2 separate regions of the Mus musculus genome follow, and region 2 is linked to region 1. Evidence: chromatin loops called from intact Hi-C (ENCODE). Cell type or tissue: heart. All regions are shown on one strand.

Region 1 (4,000 bases):
AAGAAACCTGCTAGAGTTTCTTCCTCAAATTAGCCATTGTTTTGTTGTTTTGTTTGTGTGTGTGTTTGTTGGTTTAATTCTTTCATCTCACATTCAACCTTGGAAAAAGAGTTTCATTTTTAGGAGGTATATGGCTCCTCGGGAGTCCTCGTGCTGTGCTCGCGAGTAAGACAGGGAGCCTTTTCTGAGATAGAATGAAAGCTGTTGTGACTATGTAGACACAGCTGGGTGTGTTCCAGAGTACTGGATCAGGCACTCAATCCAGAGGATCGCATGTTCCAACTAAACTAGGCTACTTAGTAGACATGGTAAAAGCACTGTTTCTAGGTGTTCATCAGAGTAGATGATTTCCACAGTCATGGGGAGGGAACTTAGGAAACTCATCCTCAGAGACTCTGAAAAACCAAGCTAACCGTATGGGTCACCTTGCTTGCCTGTCACTTCTAAAACAAGATGTTTGAATGTTCTTCGTGGTCCAGAGCTTTTCTGGATCTCCTAAGTGGAAACGATGGCGCCTCCTGGCTTTTCCCTGCCCACATCTCCACTGAATTTACCTGTAAACCTTGCTCTGCCTGCATCCTGGATCTGTTTCCTCCCATCCCTCCCTGACACAAAAGCAATTTGGGAAAGAGAGGCTGTGCCCCCCCCCCCCCTCACAGTTTGAAAATAAAGCCTATCACAGTGGCAGGAGGCATGGCAGCAGGCCTGTGAGGTAGCTGTTCGCATTGTATCCACATTCTGGAAGCAGAGAAAGATGAATGCTGAACTCTCTGCTCAATTTCTTTTAGTGTCAGGTAGGGCGTCAGCCTCTGGGACAGTGCTCCACAAGTTCAGGCTGGGGCTTCTCTTGTCAGTTACATCTCTCTGGCAACGTTCTCAGAGACAGGCCTGAGTAATCCAAACCCAGCCAAACTGACAATAAGGATGCTCCTTCACTAAGTCATCCAGGGTAGAGTTGATGTCTTTTTAATCTGTACATTTCAAGATTTAGCACCATAGGAGCATCAGTAAACTCCTAATAAGAAACATCAAAAGATGAAGGAACCAGATTGTCTTCTGAGAGCGTGAGGGAGAAGAAGTTTTGAAATGGGGAAGGGAACAGCCAGCTGCCTCAGAACTGTAAACACACTCTTGGAGAGAAAGCTACTGTGCAGGAGATGGGTGTTTTATCATGTTGGTTGATGAGCACTGGCTGCAGCCTGGTAGCTGATAGAGACCTGGCCCTATATAAAAGAAAGGAGCAAAATGAAGGTTTTCAGAGATCTTAGATAGACACCAAACAAGTCTCCCAAGACCTCCTTCTGTCCCAGAAGCTAGTGACAGAAGAGTCTGGAAGTCAGGGTACCTTCGGCCCCACCTCAGCCTAAGAGCCATTTTTTTCAGTGTCAAAGAATGTGACACATGTGTTGTGTCTGCTTCCCAGCCTCCTGGCATGGGAACAATCAAAAAAAAAAAAAAATCCCCTCTGCTGAGCAAAGGCCACGGTCCAAGATTTCAGGTAAGGAAGAGGTCAGAGGCACTATTCTGAGGATGCCAGTTGGCTCTGGGGTCTCAAGCAATGTCTCGTTCCCTGGGCCAAGTCTCCTGTTTTGTAACAGTTTAGTCGAGGCTTTTACTGGAGGAGACAGGCATGAAATGAATTTTCCAGAGAAGTTTCCGAATTGGGGGAAAGTTCACAGCTCTGAGGCCTCCATGGATAATGAGACCGGACGGCAAGCTTCTGGGTTTGTTTGTTTGTTTGTTCGTTTTTAGAAACAGTTTGCCAGTCTCTAAACCCCAAATCTAACACCCGAGCCTGACTTTCCAGTCCCGGTGCATCTTTGCTCTCTAACCCCAGTGTGACAAGTGCTTCCAAACGGCCCAGGTAGATTCTTCTAGCCCCCCTCTGTACCAGGATGTCCTTCAAGGCCCTCGGCTGGCTGCCTCTGCTCCTACGCTTGGTCCTGTGGCCTCTCAGTGAACTCGGCTTGCTCTTACAATGTTCTAATGCCGTTTGTGGCTGAACATGTCCAAGGAACGAAAATTCAGAATACATGGTTTATCAGAACCACTGTTTTCTCAATTATGCTACTCAAGACAATGATGCACTAGACACGGGCAAGGTACTTAAGCAAATTGCTTTCTCTCATCCTTTTCTCCTGTGCTTCTTGTTCTCCAATCAAACAATATTTGCACTGTATTATTAATTTTGATCAGCAATGCTTACATGTAGCTCTGTGTGTGTGTGTGCATGTATGTTTGTGAGGGAGTGGTCTTATGTATATATAGCCCATGCTAGTCTGGAACTCACTATGTAAACAAGATTGTTTTGACTTTATGGAAATTCTCCTGCCTCAGCCTCTTCAGTGCTGGGATTATGCACGTGAGCCACCACACCTGGCGTTCACTGATCTTTTTCTAAGATATTTTAGGAGTATTTCTTTACCTTCTTAGAGGCTGTAACTGAGCTGTCTTCACCTGACAGCCTTTGCAGACATGATCTCAAGTTAGAATTTACGACTACTGAGCTACCGCTTGAAGCCCCACACCTGCTAGTTGAGACTTTTGTTTTATATTTTCCTCTGAATGATACCAAAGCTATTTTAATCACATACTGTGCCACAGAATGACTTAGCGTCCATTTGAGATTGTGAGCTCAGAGCATTGCCTCACTGTTTTATAGATACAATTTCATACCCCAGGGCTTTGTAGCAATGAATTTTATATCAACATCTTTACTTTGTAATTCTTGAGAATAAGGTTAGCATGACATAGTCTTGGAATTGATGTGTTTGAAATGAAATGCTAATTTTGTAGCATTTCTAGAATTTCAACAATTGAAAATTACATCTAAATGGTAACACCCATGGTTATGACTAAATTCTAAGTTTAGATAAGGTAAAACTCAAAGCCAGGAAAACAGAAAAAGCTTAAGGATGTGTGCTTAGGGAAAGACTGAATGCTTATGTCTGCGCCATATCTTTCATGTTTGCCACCAGTAAGGAACAGCATGCTTTTGGAGGGGGAGGGGAGCAAGTTGGATTTTGTTGTTGTTTGTTTGTTTGTTTGTTTGTTTTGAGACAGGGTCTCTTTGTGTACCTTTGACTATCCTGGAACTCACTCGGTAGACAAGGCTAGCCTCCAACTCAAAGAGATCCACCTGCCTCTGCCTCCCAAGTGCTAGGATTAAAGGAGTGCCCCACCACCATCACCCTGAGGGACAGCATTCTTAAATGCTAAAGATTAAAAGTAAACATCTCTGGCCAATATCTCAGACTCTCCCTTCTTTGAATTGTTGAGTTAAAACGGAAACCTGCTCCTCCCTGTAATAGACACTTCCCCCAGAAATAGAATGTCTAGAAATGAAGGGATACAAGTGGCTTTATGATCCCTGGAAGTGACTGATTCCTTCAAGTGTTTGTTGACTATCCACAGGGGCAGGATCTATTTGGGGGTAGGTGAGAGCCATGGGGGTGTTAGCACAGCCTCAAGCCTCTGCTCTCTTGGAACTCATGCATGTTGCAGGCAATGAATCTCCAGGCAGAAGAAAGCAAACTCTGCCTGCAGCTGTAACCTAAGTCAAGTGGGAGCAGGAGGCAAGAGCAGGGGCTTCTCCGAAGCAAATGTTATCTGGAAAGCCTGTTCTAAGAGACAGGCACTAACTCAGAATTAAAACCAGAATTAGGAAGGGAATCTATGAGGCAAAGTAACAAAGGGAATATATGTAAGGTCCCCTAGGTGTGACTTGCATGGCACATCAGAGGAGCAGAAAGACTGGAATATAAGACTGGATGGGAAAAGAGACGAGGAGAGATAGCATTGGGACCAACTCAATGAGTGGCTGGCAAATGGCTGGAAAGTTGATCCAAAGTGCCTTTGGGAAGGAAGCACCTGGGTGGTCCTAAGCGTGAGCATGCCACGGTGGGATCTGTACCCCTCACACATCTCTACGGCTGCTGTGTGGAAATGATCTGAGGGGCAGGCAGAAGCAGGGAGACATGTGGAGGCCACTGCTGTCATT
Region 2 (4,000 bases), 180 kb before region 1:
CCCCACTCATGTGCACTTTGTGCGTCCTTTCCACAGAAGTCTTACAATCAAAGACACCCAGTCAGTGTGTTGTGCTAGACTCCTGGGCCTGGCCTGGAGGTATAGGATCCTAACACTGTGTAATAAGGAGAGGGAGAAGTGACCACTGAGGTGGCTGAAACAGAAAGGAGAGTCAGGCATTAGGAAATTGCAGGGTGACAGCACGTTAGAACATGGTGACAGAGATTTGTTGGTTTATGGAGAGGAAACTTTTAACAATGAAAGGGAAAGCAAGACACTGTGTCAGCTGGGTTCTGGGGGGCAGCGGCTTGTGCACCTGCAAAGCCATTTAGCCATCAGTATCACATTTCCTTGCCGATTATTTTGTCCTTGTTAATAGCCTCTGAGATTTCATATTTCTCCCCTCCACCAATCCCAACTGCTCGACATAACAGTAGGCACCGTGGGAGCCACAAAGATGAATAATACCCAGACACTGCCCTTACTTCTTAAATACCTATTACAGAGCAGCCAAGGTAACTTCATGAAGATAAACTTTGTGCTGGGGAGAGGGAAAAAAAAATCACACCATCAAGTTATGTAAGTTTCTATTTTAAAATCATCTGGTTCTAATCTGCTAAAGTTTAATGCTTTCTAGCTAATGCCAAAGTGCTACATTTGATTTATGGAAATACTTTAGCACATTTTTCCATCGCAGCCTTGTACAATATAGTTACCACCCCTTTTGTTATGGTTAGAAAGATTACGGACCTTAAAACAGCCTTCTTTATGAGCTTGCTGATATTTTATCATAAAATTCCGTAAGATGGAATGAAATAGTCTAGTAAGCAGCAGAATTCAGAGACCATTTCACATGGTTCAACTTTATTTTCCTTTTTTTTTTCACATTTAACAAAGTGATCCATCTGGAAAGTGGATGTTTAAAAACTTTCACTATGAGAAATCACTTCTTTTCAGGGAAGATAATATATTTTTTTCCTCTCTTTGGGTGGGGCAGGGGTGGATATTTAGATACGTGTTACACAAAGCTACACTGTGGACCAAATAATAACATCAACACCAAAGGATAAAGGCATACACCAGCCCAGACTTCCTTCCTATACACTCAGAGCATTGAGGTAAATGGAATGACCGTCAGAAGATCTTACAGGTACTGTTGGCATCTGTGGCTCAGGAAGTCAGCGCAGAGCATGGCTCAGGTTGATGGGACCTCAAGGCTATTTGCATGTCCATGCTCCAAGACTTGTTCCACAGGGACCTACAGTTCCAGAGAGAGAGGCAAAGGCAGACTCCACTCAGGCTCCAGGAATGAAATGTATTTATCTATTTTGTGATGCTAGGGACTGAATTCTGGCCTTTCTGTATGCTAGACAACTCAACCACTGAGCCACAACCTTAGCCTTTCAATAAAGAAATTTTATACACACACACACACACACACACACACACACACACACAGACCTACATATATATACACACACAAACATATAATATAGACACATAATATATATTCACTTGCATTTATAATATATACATATATTGTATATGCACATATAACACATACACATATATAATATAGACACATATATTCACTTGCATTTATAATATACATACAAGTATATTATATATACACATACACACACACAAACTCACACATGTCGTAACACATATTCATTTTCAGGTACTTTGAACTTTGGGCTTTGCAGAAGCTGAGCAGTGCTCTACCCCTGAGCTCTGTTCCCCAGCAGGACTGAGCTTCTTTTTAGTTCTTCTAGCGTTAAGTTTAGCCACATCACTCAGCACGGCTGTTTGTTAACCACCTCAAGACACTGCACTGAACAGTCAAGGCCTCTGAAGCACAGTTTGGCCAAAGCCTTTCTGACCTGCAAGGGTCCAGCTGAAGAAGCCATTCTTAAAGGTCACTGGGCTCAGTGTGCTCCTTCGGTTTCTGTTTTCTGCAGGAAGTAAGGGTTTTCACTTCACACCCACAGAAACCAAGATGGCTGCCCAGGAAACACTCCCCCTCAGCCTGGCTCAGTCTAGTTCTTTAAAACAAAGTGGTTTCATTTTCCTCAAGCGGAGTTCAGGCAGCTCTTTGCAGTGATGACCTCCAAAGGCATGGCGGATAAAAAGATGCTGCCTTCCCAACAATCTCTCTGTTTGCCTCAGTGCTGGGGCTCAGGCTGTGTGTGCTTACACATCGTCTGCAGGGAGACTTTGTGACTTGGAAACAAGGCAGCTGGAATGGGCCTAGTCCCATCAAAGCACGTGTTGAGGCTCTGTCCCCAGAGTGACAGTGACAAAGGTGACAGGGCTAGTAAGGGGCACCACCAGGGTCTGCACTCATTTTCTCTCACTGGAGTGAGAAAGGGGGCTAGGCTAGCCTTTGCAGAACTTCTGCCCCCTTTTCTCCCTGCTCACACCTGCCTCCCCTCAGCTGAGCAGGAATAGACACCTGTACTTTCAGAACCGAACTGAACCTAACACACACACACACACACACACACACACACACACACACACACCATTGGGTTTCAGATATTCAGCGACAACAATATAGAACAGATTAAAGACAGCATTCTTTCCATCTGTCCCTGGAAACAACGTAAAAAGACATGAAAATTTAAAACAGTAATCAAAAGAGAGCACCAAGACCTCATTTTTCCTCCTGGATTGTTCTTTGGAATGCTTGTCTTTCATATCAGGTCCATCTGCCCTCTGTGACTCCTCAGCTCCAGTTCCAGCCCCTTGAAATTTCATGCGGCCTTTGCCGATGAATGCTATGATCAGCCCCAACCCACCTACTATGTTCCACCATTAACCCCATCTGTGCCTTGTGGCCAGCAAGTTCTTTGTACAATAGATGATCAAAAAGGTAGTCAATTCTCTGTTTGATGCAGGCAATAGTAAATTATATTTTATTGAGATATGATCCACATGCATAAAATCCACCTTTATATAGTATATGATTCAGTTATTCTTGCAGGGTCTGCAAAGGTGGATCAAAGAATTTCAGGACACTTTCTTTTCTTTGGAATGAGACTGCTTACTGGTCTGGGCCACTCCCCATCTGTACCCCAAGCCCTTGGCAACTCATCTCATTTCTATTTAGAGACAGCTGCAATTTTGCATTCAACTCAGTTTCAAAGCCAAACACAAACGTAAGACTGGCTGTGTGTGTGTTTTTCTTTCTGTATACTTAAAAATATACGTCAGATGCATGAACACATGTATCTAGCTAACACTTGACAAAGAAAATGAAGTGAAACAGCTCAACCATACCAATAAAATACGGAGAAGGAAAGCAGACTTTGCGGCCAGTGTGAGCAATGCTTTAGAGGGCTTTCAGAAAGAAAAGAGGAATGAGGTTCAGCCGAGACAAGAGCATGACTCCTTTGTACGCACCAAGGAGATGCCCCTGAGCCAGATGTAGCTAAGTGGTTACCCAACTTCCACTAAGACTCATCAGATAGAAGTTAATTACTCTACATCACAAATGCTGAAGGTGGTGATGGCCCAGATCAAGCCCACACGGCAAGGACTCCACTGAAGCTAGCCTGGCATGATGTTCCATTAGCTACATTTCCAGCTTGCCCATACATCTTTAAACTGGTTGAGAAAAATAGTCTAATAAGGAAATTGTTGTTCTACCGACAGCCACTAGGAAAATAGCAACAGGCATTGCGCTTCCTTCTCTGGCACAACAGGCAGGACAACACAGGAGTTCTCTTCTGTTAGCCTATTTATGACCACTGCAGCTTTCTGTTCTGCACTGCAGAAGCTACAGGAGCCCTTGGTTCACCACAGCCCTCAGTCCAGGTTTATCCTGAAGCTGATGGCCAGGCTACAGAGGACCCTGAACTTTCCTGGTGCCAGAACTCCTTTGATCTACCTCCTCTGTTCTGGTAACTTCCTTGATGGGATGCTGAGGCCTCATTGTTGTCCTGGGAGGCCCAACTTCTTGTACCTGGATCTCCCTGACATTCTGAGGATTGGGCCA

Evidence for each region. Hi-C counts contacts between places; a loop is a spot of excess contacts. Peaks named below come from ENCODE experiments on the same cell type or tissue, not always from the same donor. Only the 100,000 strongest peaks of a DNase experiment are listed, where the experiment ranks them.
Region 2: a loop joins it to region 1, with 2.3 times the contacts of the local background. A loop is called at or near these places in 1 of 42 quality-filtered maps.

The regions. Positions count from the first base shown.
Region 1 is chr13:41,553,065-41,557,064 of GRCm38, forward strand. The region is part of intron 2 of Gm32184 (a long non-coding RNA gene); the gene reads right to left. Among named protein-coding and RNA genes, the nearest start is that of Tmem170b, 51 kb to the right of the region's middle. In heart, a CTCF peak has its summit at 524; a DNase peak (open chromatin) is centred at 1,557.
Region 2 is chr13:41,371,042-41,375,041 of GRCm38, forward strand. It overlaps a transcript of Nedd9 not described here. Among named protein-coding and RNA genes, the nearest start is that of Nedd9, 14 kb to the left of the region's middle. In heart, no CTCF peak of the experiment used is centred here; a DNase peak (open chromatin) is centred at 2,020; H3K27ac peaks cover 307 bases.